Regions from separate parts of the Homo sapiens genome. Here region 2 is linked to region 1. A link is an interaction called in ENCODE POLR2A ChIA-PET data of the cell type or tissue named here. Cell type or tissue: Caco-2. All regions are shown on one strand. Links, peaks and the distances in the headings refer to the core of each region. The heading gives the core; the rest is flanking DNA.

What was found. ChIA-PET counts read pairs that join two places held together with the same protein. Peaks named below come from ENCODE experiments on the same cell type or tissue, not always from the same donor. Only the 100,000 strongest peaks of a DNase experiment are listed, where the experiment ranks them.
Region 2: POLR2A ChIA-PET joins it to region 1 with 8 read pairs; 1 of 35 experiments calls an interaction of 5 or more read pairs at or near these places.

The regions. Positions count from the first base shown.
Region 1 is chr10:103,354,534-103,364,463 of GRCh38, forward strand. No RefSeq gene overlaps it. Among named protein-coding and RNA genes, the nearest start is that of PCGF6, 8.4 kb to the left of the region's middle. RefSeq lists an enhancer at 1-516. In Caco-2, for the core only: no CTCF peak of the experiment used is centred there; a DNase peak (open chromatin) is centred at 5,568.
Region 2 is chr10:102,094,934-102,104,863 of GRCh38, forward strand. It overlaps a transcript of LDB1 not described here. Among named protein-coding and RNA genes, the nearest start is that of LDB1, 20 kb to the right of the region's middle. In Caco-2, for the core only: a CTCF peak has its summit at 6,344; a DNase peak (open chromatin) is centred at 6,400.

The DNA of each region.
Region 1 (9,930 bases), core at 3,339-8,338:
ACAAAAATTAGCCGGGCATGGTGGCATGCGCTTGTAGTCCCAGCTACTCAGGAGGCTGAGACAGGAGAATCACTTGAACCCAGGAGGCAGAGTTTGCAGTAAGCCAAGATCATGCCACTGCCCTCCAGCCTGGGCGACAGAGCAAGACTGTCTCAAAAAAAAAAAAAAAAAAAAAAGCAGCAGCAATGGCCAATCAGCATATGAAAAACTGCTAAGTATCACTAATCATTAAAGAAATGCAAATCAAAACCACAAGGAGGCTACTCATGTCTGTAATCCTAGTACTTTGGGAAGTAGAGGCGGGCAGATCACTTGAGGTCAGGAGTTTGAGACCAGCCTGGCCAACATGGTGAAATCCTGTCTCTACCAAAAATATAAAAAATAGGCCGGAGGAGATGGTTCACGCCTGTAATCCCAGCACTTTGGGAGGCCAAGGCGGGCAGATCACCTGAGGTCTGGAGTTCGAGACCAGCCTGACCAATATGATGAAACCCTGTCTCTACTAAAAATACAAAATTAGCTAGGCGTGGTGGTACACACCTCTAATCCCAGCTACTTGGGAGGCTGAGACAGGAGAATCGCTTGAACTCGGGAGGAGGAGGTTGCAGTGAGCCGAGATCGCGCCATTGTACTCTAGCCTGGGCAACAAGAGTGAAACTCCATCTCAAAATAAAATAAAATAAAATAATTATATATATAAATTAGCCAGACATGTTGGCATGAGCCTGTAATCCCAGCCAAGATCACACCACTACACTTCAGCCTGGGCAACAGAGTGAGACTCCACCTCAAAAAAAAAAAAAAAAAGACAAATACTATATGATTCCACTTATATGCGATACCTAGGGTGGTTAAGGTCATACAGGCAGAAAGTAAAATCCTGGTTACCAGGAGCTGGGCAGAGGAGGAATGGAGAGTTTCTGTTTTACGGGTTTGGAGTTTCAGTTTGGGAAGACGAAAAGAATCTGGAGATGGAGGGTGGTGATGGCTGTGCAACAGTGTGAATGTACTTAATGACACTGAACTGTACATTAAATATGGCTAAAGTGGTAAATTCTATGTTTTAGATATATTGTACCACAATATAAAGTAATACATATGATAAAGAATTAAGGCTGGGCGCAGTGGCTCACGCCTGTAATCCTAGCACTTTGGGAGGCTGAGGTGAGTGGATCACCTTAGGTCAAGAGTTTGGGACCAGCCTGGACAACGTGGTGAAACACTATCTCTACTAAAAATACAAAAAATTAGCCAGGCATGGTGGCGCATGCCTGTAATCCCAGCTACTCAGGAGGCCGAGGCACGGGAATCGCTTGAACCCGGGAGGCAGAGGTTGCAGTGAGCTGAGATCGTGCCATTGCATTCCAGCCTGGGCAACAAGAGAGAAACTCTATCAGAACAACAAAAACAAAAAATTAAAACAACATGAGAAAGTATATAAAATAAAATATTGAAGTCCTTTCCCATAATCCCCGTTCATGGACTTGAACACACTTACACTTTCTAAAATACCTGGTATTACACCATCATATTCTTCAGAGGACAACCCTGTGAAAGCCAGCGCATACCTGATAATTACTTCCATACTTCTAGCTGTGGAATTCGTGGGTCATAAGGTAGAAACATTTGTATTTTGGCCACATGTTGAAATTGTCAAGTTATTATTTTAGTGAAAATAGGCCTTTTTTTATTGCTGTTGACAGTGTAATCTGTACAACCTTAAAGAAAGCAATTAGGCTGGTGTGTTGGTCCATGCCTGTAATCCCAGAACTTTGAAAGGCCAAGGCAGGAGGATTGCTTGACCCCAGGAGTTCCAGACCACCCTGGCAACATAGTGAGATCCCGTCTCCACAAAAATAAAAAACATTTAAAATTGCCCACAGTAGTAGCACGTGCATGTAGTCCCAGCTACCTGGGAGGCTGAGGTGGGAGGATCACTGAGCCCAGGAGGTCAAGGCTGCAGTGAGCTGTGATCATGCCACTGCACTCCAGCCTGGGCAACAGAGTGAGATCCTGTCTGAAAAAAAATTAAAAATAAAAATGAAAAGAAAGAAATTAGTTAACATATAACAAGAAACTTAAAAATATGTACAACTTTAGACAGGCAGGATGGCTCACACCTGTGATCCCAGTGACTCAGGAGGCTGAGGCGTAGGATTGCTTAAGCCCAGGTATTCCAGGCTGCAATGAGCTATGACAGCATCACTGCACCTAGCACTCCAGCACTCCAGCCTGGGTGACAGAGAGAGACCATGATCACACACACACACACACACACACACACACACACACACACACACACACACACACATTTAAAAATTGGAAAATAAATGAAAATTATCAAAAGAAATAAAGCCAAATAGCTGAGTGTGGTCCTCACGCCTGTAATCCTAGCATTTTGGGAGGCCAAGGCAGGTGGATTGCCTGAGCTCAGGAGTTCGAGACCAGCCTGGGCAACCCAGTGAAACCCTGTCTCTACTAAAATACAAAAAATTAGCCGAGCATGGTGGCATGCGCCTGTAGCCCCAGCTACTTGGGAGGCTGAGGCAGGAGAACTGCTTGAACCTGGGAGGCGGAGGTTGCAGTGAGCCAAGATCGTGCCACTGCACTCCAGCCTGGGCGACAGAGCAATATTCCATCTCAAAAAAAAAAAAAAAAAAAAAAAAAAGAACAGAAAAGAAAAAATGCCAAATAGATACAAGCTTTTTCATGGAAACAGACATGTTGATTTTAAACTTCAATACATCTATGATACGTGATAGAAAAAAAAATATGCAACAATAGCCAGGAAAACACTACAAAGACAAAGCCCCACCTTGGGCAACATGGTAAAACCACATCTGTATAAAAAATACAAAAATTAACCAGGTGTTATGGCCTGTGCCTGTAGTCCCAGCTACTTGGGAGGCTGAGGTGGGAGGATTGCTTGAGTCAGAGAGGTCGGGGCTGCAGTGAGCCAAGATCCTGCCACTGCACTCTAGACTGGGCAACAGAGTGACAGTCTGTCTCTAAAATAAATAAATAACTTTGTTAGGCTGAGGCGGGTGGGTCACTTGGGCTCTGGAATTCAAGACCAGGCTGGGTAACATGGCAAAACCCTGTCTCTAAAAAGAATACAAAAAATAAAAGATTAACTGGGCGTGGTAGCACTCGCCTGTAGACTCAACTACTGGGGAAGGGATAATGGGAGGGTACGCTGAGGTGGGAGGTTTGCTTAAGCCCACGAGGTGGAGTCTGCAGTGAGCCATAATTGTGCCACTGCACCCCAGCTTAGGTGACAGAGCCAGGCCCCGTCTCAAAAATAAAATAAAAATCTATAAGATGTGTTAAAACTCACAAAAGTACATCAAAAAAGTTCAACTTTATTACATGTAAATTAAATGATGATAATGACAATAATAATAAACCATACTGAGATACCATTTCTCACCTATCAGAATGGCAAAAATTTAGGAAGTAACAATTCACTCTGTTGATGAGGCTGTGAGGAAATAGTCACTCTCACACATTGCTGACAGGATTGCAAATTGATACAAACTTTATGAAGGGGAATTCTGCAACACCTGGGAAAACAAAATGTCCACTTATCTTTTCACCTAGTGATCACTCTTCTGGGAATTTATTCTGAAGATACAATCCAACAATATAAAAATACATACACAAAAGGTTATTTAATGCAGCACTGTTGGTAATTACACAATTCTGGAAACTAAATGGCCATACATAGGAGAGTAGTTAAATAAACAATTGAACATCCACAAGATAGAGTACTGTGCAATGCTAAAAAAAGAAAAGAATGAGGAATTTCTCTAAAGACAGTTACGATTTCCAGGATACATTTTTTTTTTTTTTGAGACGGAGTTTCGCTCCTGTTGCCCAGTCTGGAGTGGAATGGTATAATCTCGGCTCACTGCAACCTCTGTCTCCCTGGGTTCAAGCAATTCTCCTGCCTCAGCCTCCCAAGTAGCTGGGATTACAGGCATGTGTCACCACACCCAGCTAGTTTTTTGTATTTAATAGAGACAGGGTTTCACCATGTTGGTCAGGCTGGTCTTGAACTCCTGACCTCAGGTGATACACCCGCCTCGGCCTCCCAAAGTGCTGGGATTACAGGCGTGTGCCACCTCGCCTGGCCGATTTCCAGGATACATGGTTAAGTGAAAAAGAGCAACTTAAAAAAGAGGACCTGTCGGGTGTGGTGGCTCTCGCCTGTAATCCCAGCACTTTGGGAGGCCAAGGTGGGTGAATCATGAGGTCAGGAGTTTGAGACCAGCCTGACCAATATGATGAAACCCCGTCTCTACTAAAAATACAAAAATTAGCCGAGTGTGGTGATGTGTGCCTGTAATCCCAGCTACTCAGGAGGCTGAGGCAGAAGAATTGCTTGGAGCCAGGAGACGGAGGTTGCAGTGAGCTGAGATCACGCCATTGCACTGTAGGCTGGGCGACAGAGCGAGATCGAGACTCCATCTCAAAAAAAAAAAAGAGGATCTATAGTATGCCACCTTTTGTTTAAGAAAGAGAGGCTGGCCGGGCATGGTGGCTCATGCCTGTAATCCCAGCACTTTGGGAGGCTGAGGCGGGCGGATCACGAGGTCAGGAGTTCGAGACCAGCCTGACCAACATGGTGAAACCCCATCTCTACTAAAAATACAAAAAATAGCCGGGCGTGGTGGTGTGCGCCTGTAATCTCAGCTACTTGGGAGGCTACAGCGGGAGCATTGCTTGAACCTGGGAGGCGGAGGTTGTGGTGAGCTGAGATCGTGCCATTGCACTCCAGCCTGGGCAATAAGAGCGAAACTCCATCTCAAAAAAAAAAAAAAAGAAAGAAAGAAAGGCCAGGCGTGGTGGCTCATGCCTGTAATCCCAGCACTTTGGGAGGCTGAGGCGGGTGGATCATTTGAGGTCAGGAATTCGAGACCAGCCTGGCCAACGTGGTGAAACCCCGTCTCTACTAAAAATGCAAAAATTAGCTGGGCGTGGTGGTAGGTGCCTGTAATCCCAGCTACTCAGGAGGCTGAGGCAGGATAATCGCATGAACCTGGGAGGCGGAGGTTGCAGTGAGCCAAGATAATGCCATTGCACTCCAGCCTGGGCGACAGAGGTGAGACTCTGTCTCAAAAAATAAATAAATAAATAAATAAATAAATAAATAAATAAATAAATAAAAAGAAAAGAAAGAGAAAGAAGAAAATATACTGTACCTTATCTGCACATTTGAAAAAGAAACAGAAAGGATAAAAAGGTGTGGTTAGAATGGGGTGGAACAAAGGATAGAAGGAATGGGTATGACACTTCCCTGAATATACTTTTTTGCATAGTTCTGAATTTTATATTTAAAAATAAGATGGGAAACCTTCTAAAATTGAACACAGCCGGGCGTGGTGGCTCACGCCTGTAATCCCAGCACTTTGGGAGGCCGAGGCGGGCGGATCATGAGGTCAGGAGATCGAGACCATCCTGGCTAACACAGTGACACCCCGTCTCTACTAAAAATACAAAAAATTAGCCAGGCGAAGTGGCGGGCACCTGTAGTCCCAGCTGCTCCAGAGGCTGAGGCAGGAGAATGGCGTGAACCCCAGGGGGGCGGAGCCTGCAGTGAGCCGAGATTGCGCCACTGCACTCCAGCTTGGGCAACAGCGAGACACCATCTCAAAAAAAAAAAAAAAAAAAAAAAAAAAAAAAAAAATATATATATATATATATATATATATATATATAGAATACAAAGAGAAATAAATTAATCAAACCGTGCTTCAAATGATTAAGATAACCACCGTGAAGGATGGGGTGGGGAAGAACTAACCCAAATTACTTTTCAGCATAGGATTTGGACTATATATCCATAGGCTAAACACAAAAAATACAGAAGGTTCTTGCTTTGTTCAGTTCCGACATGTATGAATTTCAATTACCACAGTTTAATTAAATAACATCAGTCCAACAATAACATGGTTCAAAGGTAGTTACCATAGTATATTAACTGTAATTGCATAAAGTATAAACTTTGCTACTAGCTCTTCAGTCCACAAATCTCTAAGTAAACAAGAGACACCTGGTGATCGGTAACCATCATCTCAGTTCTTTCTTTTCTTTCTTTTTTTTTTTTTTTTGAGATGGAGTTTTGCTCTTGTTGCCCAGGCTGGAGTGCAATGGCACGATCTCAGCTCACCATAACCTCCGCCTCCCGGGTTCAAGCAATTCTCTTGCCTCAGCCTCCTGAGTAGCTGGGATTACAGGCATGTGCCACTATGCCCGGCTAATTTTGTATTTTCAGTAGAGACGGGGTTTCTCCATGTTGGTCACGCTGGTCTCGAACTGCTGACCTCAGGTGATCCCTGCGCCTAGGCCTCCCAAAGTGCTGCGATTACAGGCATGAGCCACTGCGCCAGGCATCTTACTTCTTTCAAAGTCAGCTGGTGATTGGTCATTGTACTTACCTTATTCAGTTGTAGTTGTCTTGTCTCCTTGTCTGCCAGTGACTCACATGACATTTTATAAAAATGAATAATCAGGCTGGCACAATGGCTCATGCCCGTAATCCCAGCACTGTGGGAGGCTGAGGCGGGCGGGTGGATCATTTGAGCCCAGGAGTTCAAGACCAGCCTGGGCAACATAGTGAAACCCTGTCTCTATAAAAAATACAAAAATTAGCCAGGTGTGGTGGCTCGAGCCTGTAGTCCCAGCTACTTGGGAGGCTGAGGTAGGAGGATCCCTTGAGCCTAGGAGGTTGAGCCTGTAGTGAGACACAATTACACCTTGCACTCAAGCCCAGACAACAGAGTGAGACCCTGTCTCAAAACAAACAAATAAATAATCAGAAGAAAGAATTAATGAACAAACATGAAAGTGTAGTAACGAAAGGAAAAGTGTTGGAAGTCAAATTTCAATCACCCATAAATGGCAAATTTATTGACATAAATGATGAAATTTGTTGTTATTAAAAGGATGAAGATATCCCAGAGGAAGTGTTGCCAGCAAAAAAACCTTTGCATTAAATACGAGGTCTCAGAGACATTTCACAACATTGAAAGCACAAAAGAAAAAAAATGCAAACTTAGAAAGGAGTACGACAATTTGCTAAGGAACGAAAAACACACTATCACTATACTGTAAATTATAAGAGAAGAAGGCAAGCACTATTCAAACTATTCGTAATGAGTTTTTTTTTTTCCAATAAGCCTTTTGGACTCCTATTATTCTTGATGAATTTTTAACAAAGAAATGAAGCACTTTAATCCTCAATGTTTCTTTTTTTTTTTTTTTTGAGACGGAGTCTCACTCTATCACCCAGGCCGGAGTGCAGTGGCGCAATATTGCTTCACTGCCACCTCTGCCGCCCAGGTTCAACCGATTCTCCTGCCTCAGCCTCCCAAGTAGCTGGGATTACAGGTGCCTGCCACTGCGCCCGGCTACTTTTGTATTTTTAGTAGAGAAGGGGTTTTACCATCTTGGCCAGGCTGGTCTTGAACTCCTGACCTCGTGATCCACCCGCCTCGGCCTCCCAAAGTGCTGGGATTACAGGCATGAGCCACAGCACCCAGCCAATCCTCAATGTTTCTAATATTTTAAGTTACAGTGTACCAAATAAATATTAGTTTTACTATGTTTTTCATTTTTGTTTTTTTTTTGAGACAGAGTCTTGCCCTGTCATCAGACTAGAGTGCAGTGGCTCGATCTCGGCTCACTGCAACCTCCACTTCCCAGGTTCAAGCAATTCCCCTGCCTCAGCCTCTGCAGTAGCTGGAAGTACAGGTGCACGCCACCATGCTCAGCTAATTTTTTGTATTTTAGTAGAGACAGAGTTTCACCATGTTGTCCAGGATGGGCTTGATCTCGTCATCTCCTGATCCACCTGCCTCTGCCTCCCAAAGTGCTGGGATTACAGGCGTGAGCCACCATGCCTGGCCTGTTTTTCATTTTTCTATACATTTACACCCAACAGTAAGAGACTGTTGAATATTTTCACATTTTTTGAAGGTCACAGAGCAATGTTAACATTGATTATTAATATCACTTTGCATGGTTTCCACTTGCAAACTTTTTTTTTTTGAGATGGAGTCTTGCTCTGTCACCCAGGCTGAAGTGCAGTGGAGCAATCTTGTCTTACTGCAGCCTCTGTCTCCCAGGTTCAAGTGATTCTCTTGCCTCAGTTTCCCAAGTAGCTGGGATTACAGGTGCCCGCCACCATGCCTGGCTAATTTTTGTATTTTTAGTGGAGATGGGTTTTCACCATGTTAGCCAGCTGGTCTCAAATTCCTCTACTCAGGTGATCCGCCTGCCTCAGCTTCCCAAAGTGCTGGGATTACAGGCGTGAGCCACTGCACTTGGCCAGCACACTTATTTTTTATGGCCCCAGACTATTGTGCAAAGCTAGAACTGCCAGCATTCTAAAAATTATTGAATCTAATTAGTACACTTCTTTTTTAAAAGAGACATAGGTTAGCAATTCTGAAGCCACTTTCTCTACATCCTAGGATTGAGCAAGTAAGTAAATATGTTGTGAACAATGACAGAATTCTCACTATTGGAAAAGGGTGTCAAAAATACAGAAAAGGGAATGGATAGAATAAATTCTGCTTTACTAGATTAGAATTGGAGACATTTAAGGTGAACTTAAGGATAAAGATAAATGGATATAGATAGATATGTACATGTAGATGTATGTACATTTCTCAGCACTATCTGCTGAGAGGGCCTAGAAGCAATTACATACCTCACACTCTGGTCTTGGTTTCTAATACCAATAAAAGGAACTTGCCAGGCACGGTGGCTCATGCCTGTATTCCCAGCACTTTGGGAGGCCAAGGTAGGTGGATCACTTGAGCTCAGGAGTTTGAGACCAGCTTGGGCAACGTGTCAAAACCCCATCTCTACAAAAAACACAAAAGTTAGCCAGGCATGGTGGCACATGCCTGTGGTCTCAGCTACCTGGGAGGCTGAGGTGGGAGGATCACCTGAGCCCAGGGAGGTCGAGGCTGCTGTGAGCCATGAATGTGCCACTGTACTCTAGCCTGGGACAATATAAAGGGAGTGTAGAATGTCTCATTGTGCTAGAAATTAAGAAGGAAGTGCTCAAACAATTATGTGGCCATGTCAAAGAAATACAGGAGCCAGTTTGAAGGAGATCCTAATGATCAAATTTGTGACAATATCAAAATAAAAATGTTGATAGTAACTGTGTGAATAAATAAATAGGGAGACAGAAAATTATTATTTTTTTTGAGACAGAGTCTCCTCTGTCACCCAGGCTGGAGTGCAGTGGCATGATGGCGGCTCACTGCAACCTCGCCTCTTGGGTTCAAATGATTCTCCTCTCAGCCTCCCAAGTAGCTGGGATTACTGGCGTGAGCCACCATGCCAGGCTTTTTTTTTTTTTTTTTTTTAGTAGCGATGGGGTTTCACCATGTTAGCCAGGCTATTCTCAAACTCCTGACATCAAGTGACCCCCACCCCGGCCTCAGCCTCCCAAAGTACAGGGATTACAGGCGTGAGCCACTGTGCCCAACCAAGAGATGGAAAATTTCTTCCTTCCATTAGAAAACCAACTAATAAGTGTAGGAGAAATGATGAAATTAGAAAAGCACCAATTGGTAACCATGGTATTAATAACTGACGCAAAAAAAAAAAATTCAGCAATGGATGCTAAAACTAGTGTGTGAAAGTGTGAGGGGTTATGCCGGGCGCAGTGGCTCACGCCTGTAATCCCAGCACTTTTGGAGGCCGAGGCAGGTGGATCACGAGGTCAGGAGTTTGAGACCAGCCTGGCTAGCATGGTGAAACCCTGTCTCTACTAAAAATACAAAAATTAGCTAGGTATGATGGTGCACGACTGTAGTCCCAGCTACTTGGGAAGCTGAGGCAGGAGAATTGCTTGAACCTGGGAGGCGGAGGTTGCAGTGAGCCGAGATCACACCACTGCACTCCAGC
Region 2 (9,930 bases), core at 4,020-9,019, 1.3 Mb before region 1:
CCTCAAAAGGCTGGGACGACAGGCATGACCCACCATGCCTGGCTCCCATTTATTTATTGAGGGGCCTTTTAAAAAACAAAACAAAACCTATTTTGCATAAATTAATTATACAAAAATTATTTATTTATTTATTTTTAGGATCAGAGTCTTGCTATGCTGCCCAGGCTGGGCTCAAACTCCGAAGCTTTTTTTTCTTTTTCTTTTTTTGAGATAGAGTCTCGCTCTCACCCAGGCTGGAGTGCAGTGGCGCAATCTTGGCTCACTGCAAGCTCCGCCTCCCAGGTTCATGCCATTCTCCTGCCTCAGCCTCCTGAGTAGCTGGGACTACAGGCGCCCGCCACCGTGCCCGGCTAATTTTTTATATTTTTTAGTAGAGAAGGGGTTTCACCGTGTTAGCTAGGATAGTCTCGATCTTCTGACCTTGTGATCCGCCCGCCTCGTCCTCCCAAAGTGCTGGGATTACAGGTGTGAGCCACTGCGCCCGGCCTCAAACTCCGAAGCTTTATAAAGGGATCCTCCTGCCTCACCCTCCCCAGTAGCTTGGACTACAGGTGTCCCACACTGCACCCTACTTATACAAAAACATTTTAACTCTTTATCATATTTGCTGCAAATATATTTCTCAGCATATTGCTTTCTTGTTTGTTCTCTTTAGAGGTTTGGTTTCGTTTTTACTTATACATATATACACCAAAGTTGTAAATTTGTATGTAGTCAAACTGGTCATTCTTTCCTTTTTTTTTTTTTAATTGGGATAAAATTTACTCTCTTCCTTTTTGATTTCTTCTATAGTATTTAAGCTTGCAAGTTTATCACCCACACACATATTCCTACAAGGCTGATGAATACTATTTAATCTCATTTTCTTCTAACTTTATTTACTTACATTTAATTCTTTAATCTTGTTTTTCTTTTTTTTTTTTTTTCTTTTTTGATGGAGTCTTCTCTGTCACCCAGGCTGGAGTGCAGTGGCACTATCTCAGCTTACTACAACCTCAGCCTCCCAGGTCAAGCAATTCTCCTGCCTCAGCCTCCCGTAGCTGGGATTACAGGTACCTGCTACCACACCTGGCTAGTTTTTTTTTGTATTTTTAGTAGAGACAGGGTTTCACCATGTTGGCCAGGCTTGAACTCCTGACCTCAGGTTTTGAACTGCTGACCTCAGGTGATCCACCCACCTCGGCCTCCCAAAGTGCTGGGATTACAGGCGTGAGCCACCACACCCGGACTAATTCTTTAATCTTGTATTTGTTTTATTTTATAAGTTAGGATCTTTTTGTGTGGTTTGGTTTGGGTTTTCTACATTACTAGCAGCATGGACCTCATAGCCTCCTAATTAGTTTCCCCTCTCCAGTTCTACACACCACATCAAACTAACCTTATTTAAAAAAAATAAAAAAATTTAAAAAATAACAGATCTGAGTAGGTCACTTCTCTGTTGAAAAACTTTTGGTGGTTTTCCACTCTCTATAAAATTAAGTCTAAACTTCATTGGCCAGGCTGGTCTTGAACTCCTGACCTCAGGTGATCCACCCGCCTCGGCCTCCGAAAGTGCTGGGAGTACAGGTGTGAGCCACCACACCCGGCCCTTTCTCTCTTTTCTGGAAGGCAGGGACCAGCTCTTAAACATGACCTGCATTAGATCCTTTGGTGACAACCCATTACATTTGGATGAAATTCAAAATCCTTGCTGGCTCTGTGACCTTGGGCAAGCTGCTTGACCTCTCTGTTCCTTAGTTTCCTCCTAGGTAAATAAAATGGGAGACAGCTGGGCGTAGTAGTGCATGCCTTTAGTCCTAGCTATTTGAACGGCTGAGGCGTGAGAATCCTTTGAACCCAGGAGTTCATGGCTGAGATGAGATATGATAGCATCATTGCACTCCAGCCTGGGTGACAGTGAGACCCTGTCTCACAAAATATATAAATAAAAATAAAAAATAGGCCAGGCTAGCGGCCAGGTGCGGTGGCTCACGCCTGTAATCCCAGCACTTTGGGAGGCCGAGGCAGGCGGATCATGAGGTCAGGAGATTGAGACCATCCTGGCTAACACGGTGAAACCCCGTCTCTACTAAAAATACAAAGAAAAATTAGCCAGGTGTGGTGGTGGGCGCTTGTAGTCCCAGCTACTCGGGAGGCTGAGGCAGGAGAATGGCGTGAACCTGGGAGGTGGAGCTTGCAGTGAGCCAAGATCGCGCCACTGCAGCCCAGCCTGGGCGACAGAGTGAGACTCTGAATCAAAATAAATAAATAAATAAATAAAATAATAAAAAATAAATAAAAATAAAGATAAATAAAATGGGAGCTAATTGGTCCTCCATATATATGTTCAGGTTCTGCATTTGTGGATTCAACTGACCACGGATGGAAAATATTCCAAAAATATGATGTCAACATCATTATAGAAAAAGATAAGAAAAAAAAATTCCCCCTAAAAGGATGGTTGCATCTGCACTGAACATGTACAGAGATTTTTCCTTGTCATTATTCTCTAAACAACACAATATAACAATTATTTATATAGCATTTACATTGTATTAAGTATTATAAGTAATCTTGAGATGATTTAAAGTATATGGGAGAATATGCATAGGTCATATGCAAAGACTATACCATCTTATATAAGGGACTTAAGCATCCGTGGGTTTTGATATCCATTCTGGAACCAATTCCCCCAGTACCTACATCATACAGTATGGTCAGGTTTTTTTTTGTTTGTTGTTGTTGTTGTTTTGAGACAGAGTCTTGCTGTGTCGCCCAGGCTGGAGTGCAGTGGCACGATCTCCGCTCACTGCAACCTCTGCCTCCCGGGTTCAAGCGATTCTCCTGCCTCAGCCTCCCAAGTAGCTGGGACTACAGGCGCCCGCCACCACGCCCGGCTAATTTTTGTATTTTTAGTAGAGACAGGGTTTCACTATGTTGGCCAGGCTGGTCTTGAACTCCTGACCTGGTGATCTGCCTGCCTCAGCCTCCCAAAGTGCTGGGATTACAGGCGTGCGCCACCGCGCCTGGCCCAATGTGGTCAGTTTTTTTTGTTTGTTTGTTTGTTTTGAGATAGAGTCTTGCTGTGTTGCCCAGGCTGGAGTGCAGTGGTGCGATCTCGGCTCACTGCAACCTCCACCTCCCACTTTCAAGCAATTCTCCTGCCTCAGCCTCCCGAGGCACATGCCACCATGCCCAGCTAATTTTTGTATTTTTTTAGTAGAGACAGGGTTTCACCATGTTGGCCAAACTGGTCTCGAACTCCTGACCTTGTGATCTGCCCGCCTTGGCCTCCCAAAGTGCTGGGATTACAGGCGTGAGCCACCTCGCTTGGCTGGTCAGTTTTTAATGAGAAAATTGACTTAAAGGGTTTCTCACAGTAGCTGGTGCAGAATGAATGTTAAACGCTATCATTATAATAATCATCAACACAGCAGCCTTGTCCAGTCTGGCTCCAGCTTCTCCCTCCTGCTACCATTTGCCCTTGTTCAGAACCCACTGGTTTTCTTCTAATCTTTTTTTTTTTTTTTTTGAGACGGAGTCTCACTCTGTCGCCCAGACTGGAGTGCAGTGGCATAATGTTGGCTCACTGCAAGCTCCGCCTCCCAGGTTCACGCCATTCTCCTGCCTCAGCCTCCAGAGTAGCTGGGACTACAGGCGCCCGCCACCATGCCCAGCTAATTTTTTGTATTTTTAGTAGAGACGGGGTTTCACTGTGTTAGCCAGGATGGTCTTGATCTCCTGAGCTCGTGATTCGCCCGCCTCGGCCTCCCAAAGTGTTGGGATTACAGGCATGAGCCACTGTGCCCTGCCTTTTTTTTTTTTTCTTTGAGATGGAGTCTCGCTCTTTCACCATGCAGTGGCATGATCTCAGCTCACTGCAACTTCCACCTCCTGGGTTCAAGCGATTCTCCTGCCTCAGCCTCCCGAGTAGCTGGGACTACAGGCGGCTGCCACCACGCACAGCTAATTTTTGTATTTTTTAGTAGAGATGGGGTTTCACCATGTTGGCTAGGCTGGTCTTGAACTCCTGACCTCAGGTGATCTGCCCGCCTCGGCCTCCCAAAGTGCTGGGATTACAGGCATGAGCCACCTCGCCCAGGCTCTTTTTTTTTTTTTGAGATGGAGTCCCACTTAGTCGCCCAGGCTGGAGTGTAGTGGCATGATCCTCGCTCACTGCAACCTCTGCCTCCCAGGTTCGAGCAATTCTTGTGCCTCAGCCTCCTGAGCAGCTGGGACTACAGGCATGCACACCACACCTGGCTAATTTTTTTTTGGTATTTTTAGTAGAGACAGGGTTTCACCATGTTGACCAGGCTGGTCTTGAACTCCTGACCCCAAGTGATCCACCCACCTCAGTCTCCCAAAGTTCTGGGATTACAGGTGTGAGCCACTGCAGCTGGCCTTCTTCTAATTTAACCCAGCAAACACTCCCCAGCATCAGAGTGTGTTTCCTATACCTGAAATCCTATTCCCCATACTCTTTACTTGACTAAGTCTTCCTCATCCTTCAAGTCTCCGCTGAAATATTCCCTCAGAGAGGCTTTCCTTAACACACCAGATTAAATAAGGTCTCCCTGTTATATGTTTATCCTACACTATTTGGTTATATCATAAATTGTCAGCTGGGTACAGTGGCTCTCCCCTGTAATCCCAGCACTTTGAGAAGCCGAGGAGGGAGGATGGAGGATGGCTTGAGCCCAGGAGTTTGAGACCAACCTGGGCAACATGGCAAAACCCTGTCTCTGTAAAAGCATACAAATATTAGCCAGGCATGGTGGTGCATGCCTGTGGTCCCAGCTACTCTGGAGGCTGAGATAGGAGAATTGATTGAGCCCGGGAGGTTAAGTCTGCCACGAACCATGATCGCATTACTGCACTACAGCCTGGGCAACAGAGTGAGAGCCTGTCTCAAAAAAAAAAAAAAAAAATTGTCACTGCGTATGTGTATGTATGTGGCCATTTGTTTATTTTATTTTTTTATTTTTGAGACGGAGTCTTGCTCTGTTGCCCAGGCTGAAGTGCAGTGGCGTGATCACTGCTCACTGCAAACTCTGCCTCCCAGGTTCAAGTGATTCTCATGCCTCAACCTCCAGAGTAGCTGGGATTAGGTGTGTGCCACCACATCCGGCTAATTTTTTATTTTTCATAGAGATAGTGTTTCACCATATTAGCCAGGCTGGTCTCGAACTCCTGACCTCAAGTGATCCACCCACCTTGGCCTCCCAAAGTGCTGGGATAACAGACGTGAGCCACCGTGCCTGCCCCCATTTGTTGTAATATCTATTTCTCCACCCAGTTGTGTAATATGCCATATTGTCTTATTCACTGTTCTGTCTCCAGCTCCAGGCATTTTGTAGATGCTCACTAAATTTAGCTTGGTTGACCGAATGGATGAACGAGCCGAGTAGAGTTTATATAGCAGGGACTCAATAAATGTTAAAATTTTAATTTGAGTTAACCGTAGAACTTCCATAGTAAAAGCACTCAAGCTTAGGCTTCAGAGGTGGGAACATGAGTTTGCAGAGACTACTACTAAACATATAACCAGGAAAAACTGCACATTTACAGTAGGAGATGGAAGTAAAATTATGGAAATACTCTTCACAATAGCCAAAACCTGGAAACAACCCAAATGTCCAGTGACAGGAGAATGAATAACTGGGTAGAGTCACAAAATGGAATATTATAGAGTTCCCAAAATGAGTAAACTGTAAGCAATATGTAACAATATAAATCTTGTTAATACAATATAATAAGCCACCAAAAATTACATACAGCAATACTCCCTTATAATAATGTAAAAAATAACTAAACTTAAAAAAAATTTTTTTTTTCTGAGATGGAGTAATCCCAAGTAGCTGGGATTACATGTGCCTGCCACCATGCCCAGCTAATTTTTGTAGTTTTATTTTTTTTATTTTGAGACGGAGTCTCGCTCTGTCGCCCACGCTGGAGTGCAGTGGTGCCATCTCGGCTCACTGCAAGCTCCACCTCCTGGGTTCACCTGCCATTCTCCTGCCTCAGCCTCCCAAGTAGCTGGGACTACAGGCACCCACCACCACACCCGGCTAATTTTTTGTATTTTTAGTGGAGACGCGGTTTCATCGCATTAGCCAGGATGGTCTCAATCTCCTGACCTTGTGATCCGCCCGCCTCGGCCTCCCAAAGTGCTGGGATTATAGGCGTGAGCCACCACACCCGGCCAATTTTTGTATTTTTAGTAGAGACAGGGTTTCACCATGTTGGTCAAGCTGGTCTTGAACTCCTGACCTCAGGTGATCCACCCGCCTCGACCTTCCAAAGTGCTGGGATTACAGGTGTGAGCCACCGCTCCCAGCTAAAAATTCTTATAAATTTTCAGGAATACATACAGCTGGTAAGTATGGAAAAGGAGCCAGGTGTAGTGGTGCCACCTACAGTCCCAGCTATGCATGTAGTCCCAGCTACTTGGGAGGCTGAAGCAGGACGATTGCTTAAGTCTAGGAGTTTGAGGTTGCAGTGCACTATGATCGGGTCTGTGAATAGCTACAGCACTACATTCTGAGCAACATAGTGAAACTCTGTCTTATAAAATATATATGTGTGTGTATATAAGGAAAACAAGAGAATGATGGATATCTTGAGAGATGGAACACATAGCTAGATTTATTGCCAAGTTATTCCCAAGGTCCTAGCTTTCATGCTGATTATTTCTTTTTTTTTTTTTTTTTTGAGACGGAGTCTTGCTCTGTCGCCTAGGCTGGAGTGCAGTGGCGCGATCTTGGCTCACTGCAAGCACCGCCTCCCGGATTCACGCCATTCTCCTGCCTCAGCCTCCCGAGTAGCTGGGACTACAGGCACCCGCCACCATACCCGGCTAATTTTTTGTATTTTTAGTAGAGATGGGGTTTCACCGTGTCAGCCAGGATGGTCTCAAGCTCCTGACCTTGTGATCCGCCCGCCTTGGTCTCCCAAAGTGCTGGGATTACAGGCATGAGCCACCGTGCCCGGCCCATGTTGATTATTTCTTATAGTCTTTTTTTGAAATGGAGTCTCGCTCTGTCGCCCAGGCTGGAGTGCAATGGTGCAATCTCCGCTCACAGTAACCTCCACCTCCCGGACTCAAGTGATTCTCCTGCCTCAGCCTCGCAAGTAACTGGAATTAACAGGCATGCACCACCATGCCCAGCTAATTTTTTTTTGTATTTTTCATAGAGACAGGGTTTCACCATGTTGGCCAGGTGGGTCTTGAACTCCTGACCTCAGGTGATTCACCTGCCTTGGCTTCCCAAAATGTTGGGATTACAGGCGTAAGCCACCGCACCTGGCCCCATATGATAGCCTTATAAGTAAATGTGTGCTGTGCATGGAACAATGATGAGAGTGTGTCATGAACCAAGGTTATGATTAATCTAGTTCTGTGCATCTGAAATCCGTTAAAGGAAAGGGAGAGAAATTAGCCTACCTCATCCTCCAGGCAGCCTCAGTTGTTGGGGGTGATGGGGAGAAGATTTTTCTCCCCCAAGCTCCTTTGGGACTTTTCTCCAGGGACTGGCCCTAGGTCCTCCTCTTGTAGAGGTGAGCTGGTGGAATAGAGGTGGAGCAGCAAGGAGGGAAGTAATCCAGGGTTTGGCTTCCTCTGGAAATGGGTCCTGAAATCAGTGGGAAAATGAGCCTCTCCTGAGGCTGAAGAAGGAATCTGGAAGTGTGAGTCAGCTTCCATTCCCATTCAGCTTCCCACACTCCCCAGCTTAGAACTTTTGAGTATGTAGTCTCCCATCCATTTCATCTATGACCTTAGGGTGGGGGTTAGGAGGAGCCCCAGAGCTGGGCCCTGAGTGAATGGGGCTGTGGCCACATGAATGACAGTCATAGTCGTTATAAACATTCTGGGTACTAGGGAGCTGGGACCAAGGTCTTGCTATGTTGCCCAGGCTGAAGTGCAGTGGCGATTCCTTGGTGCTATCATAGCACACTGTGGCCTCAAGCTCCTGGCCTCAAACAATCCTCTTGCTTCAGCCTGCCACCTGCCAAGTAGCTGGGACTATAGGCACAGAACTATATGGGCACAGTCCCACTATGCCCAGCTTAAACCAGTGGCTTCGAAGTCCATCATGAAACTAGGGAGCTGCTGACTCAATATATATATATTTGAGACAAAGTGTTACTTTGTTGTTCAGGCTGGAGTGCAGTGGCACAATCTTAGCTCACTGCAACCTCTGCCTCCCAGGTTCAAGTGATTCTCATGCCTCGGCCTCCCGAGTAGCTGGGACTTCAGGTGCATGATCATGCCCAGCTAATTTTTGTATCTTTGGTAGAGATGGGGTTTCACCATGTTGGCCAGACTGGTCTCGAACTCCTGACCTCAGGTGATCAACCTGCCTCGGCCTCCAAAATTGTTGGGAGTACAGGCGTTCTGAACCACTGCACCTGTTTTGTTGTTGTTGTTGTTGTTGTTGTTTGAGACAGAGAGTCTTGCTCTGTCACTTGGGCTGGAGTGCAGTGGTGCAATCACAACTCACTGTTGTCTCAACTTCCCAGGCCCAAGTAATTCTCCCACCTCAGCCTCCCAAGTAGCTGGGACTATAGATGCACCACCACACTCAGCTTATTTATTTATTTTAGAGATGAGGTCTCGGTTGGGTGGAGTGACTCAGGTCTGTAATCTCAGCATTTTGGGAAGCCAAGGCAGGCAGATCACTTAAGGTCAAGGGTTCAAGACCAGCCTGGCTGACATGGTGAAAACCCATCTCTACTAAAATTACAAAAACTAGCTGGGCATGGTGGTGCGCACCTGTAGTCTCAGCTACTAGGGAGACTGAGGCAGGAGAATCACTTGAACCCAGGAGGCGGAGGTTGCAGTGAGCCGAGATCATGCCACTGCACTCCAGCCTCGTCGACAGAACAAGATTCCATCTCTTAAAAAAGAAAAAGTAGAGATGAGGTCTCACTATATTGCCCAGGCTAGTCTTGAACTCCTGATATGGTAAAACCACGTCGCTACTAAAAATAAAAAATAAAAAAATTAGCCAGGTATGGTGTCATGTGCCTGTAGTCCCAGCTACTTGGGACGCATGAGAATCATTTGAACTAGGAGGCAGAGGTTGCAGTGAGACGACATCATGCCACTACACTCCAGCCTGGGCGACACAGCAAGACTCTATCTTAAAAAAAAAAAAAAGAAGTCAGGCTGGACTGGGCTAAGGGTATAAAAGAGGGGTTGGAAGTTGCACCAGACTACAGTAGGTTCCTAGGAAAGGGGATGGAGCTCTCTGGCTGAATCAGATCAGACCGGGTCAGGAAAAATGAGGAAGGAGCTGGGAGTCCAGGAGGGACAGAGGTTTGGGGTTGGGTTCAGACCTCTGTGGATCCAGAAGCCCTGGCTGGGGTACATGGTCAGACTATCCGAATGAATTAATTCACCAACAGACACATACGTAAACATATGCGTATACATGCCTACATACAAACACACGTATACACTGCCTTACCTGCACATATAAACAGATCCAGGCCCTCCCTAGCTCAGCAGCACAAAGCTCTTCAGCAATGTGCTAAGGCTTGGGACTGGGCCCACATATGTACCTGAAAACAAAGGGCATGAGGGTTTTGGAGGGTCTCTCTCTTCCCTCACCCCAGTAATTCCTCTTCACCAGGGGTTCCTGGGGGCAAATGGGGAGGAGCCAGATATGGGGCTCCAGAGGAAGTTGCTGGCCACTGTGTTTCCTGAGTTCAATAGTGTGTTTTCCTGCTTCTCTGACCTACCCCCTGCCCCCAAGTAGGATGGGGTCCAGGCCTGGCAATCTACCTTTTCCCTTGACTATCTCCCTCCATACACAAACATATACATACAAGACGTGAACCTACAAATACCCAACCGAGTCACACAACCACTGTCCCAGCAGCCCCATAACTCAACACAGTCGCACTGCTAAGCCACACATTTAACAACACACCCTCATTTACGGA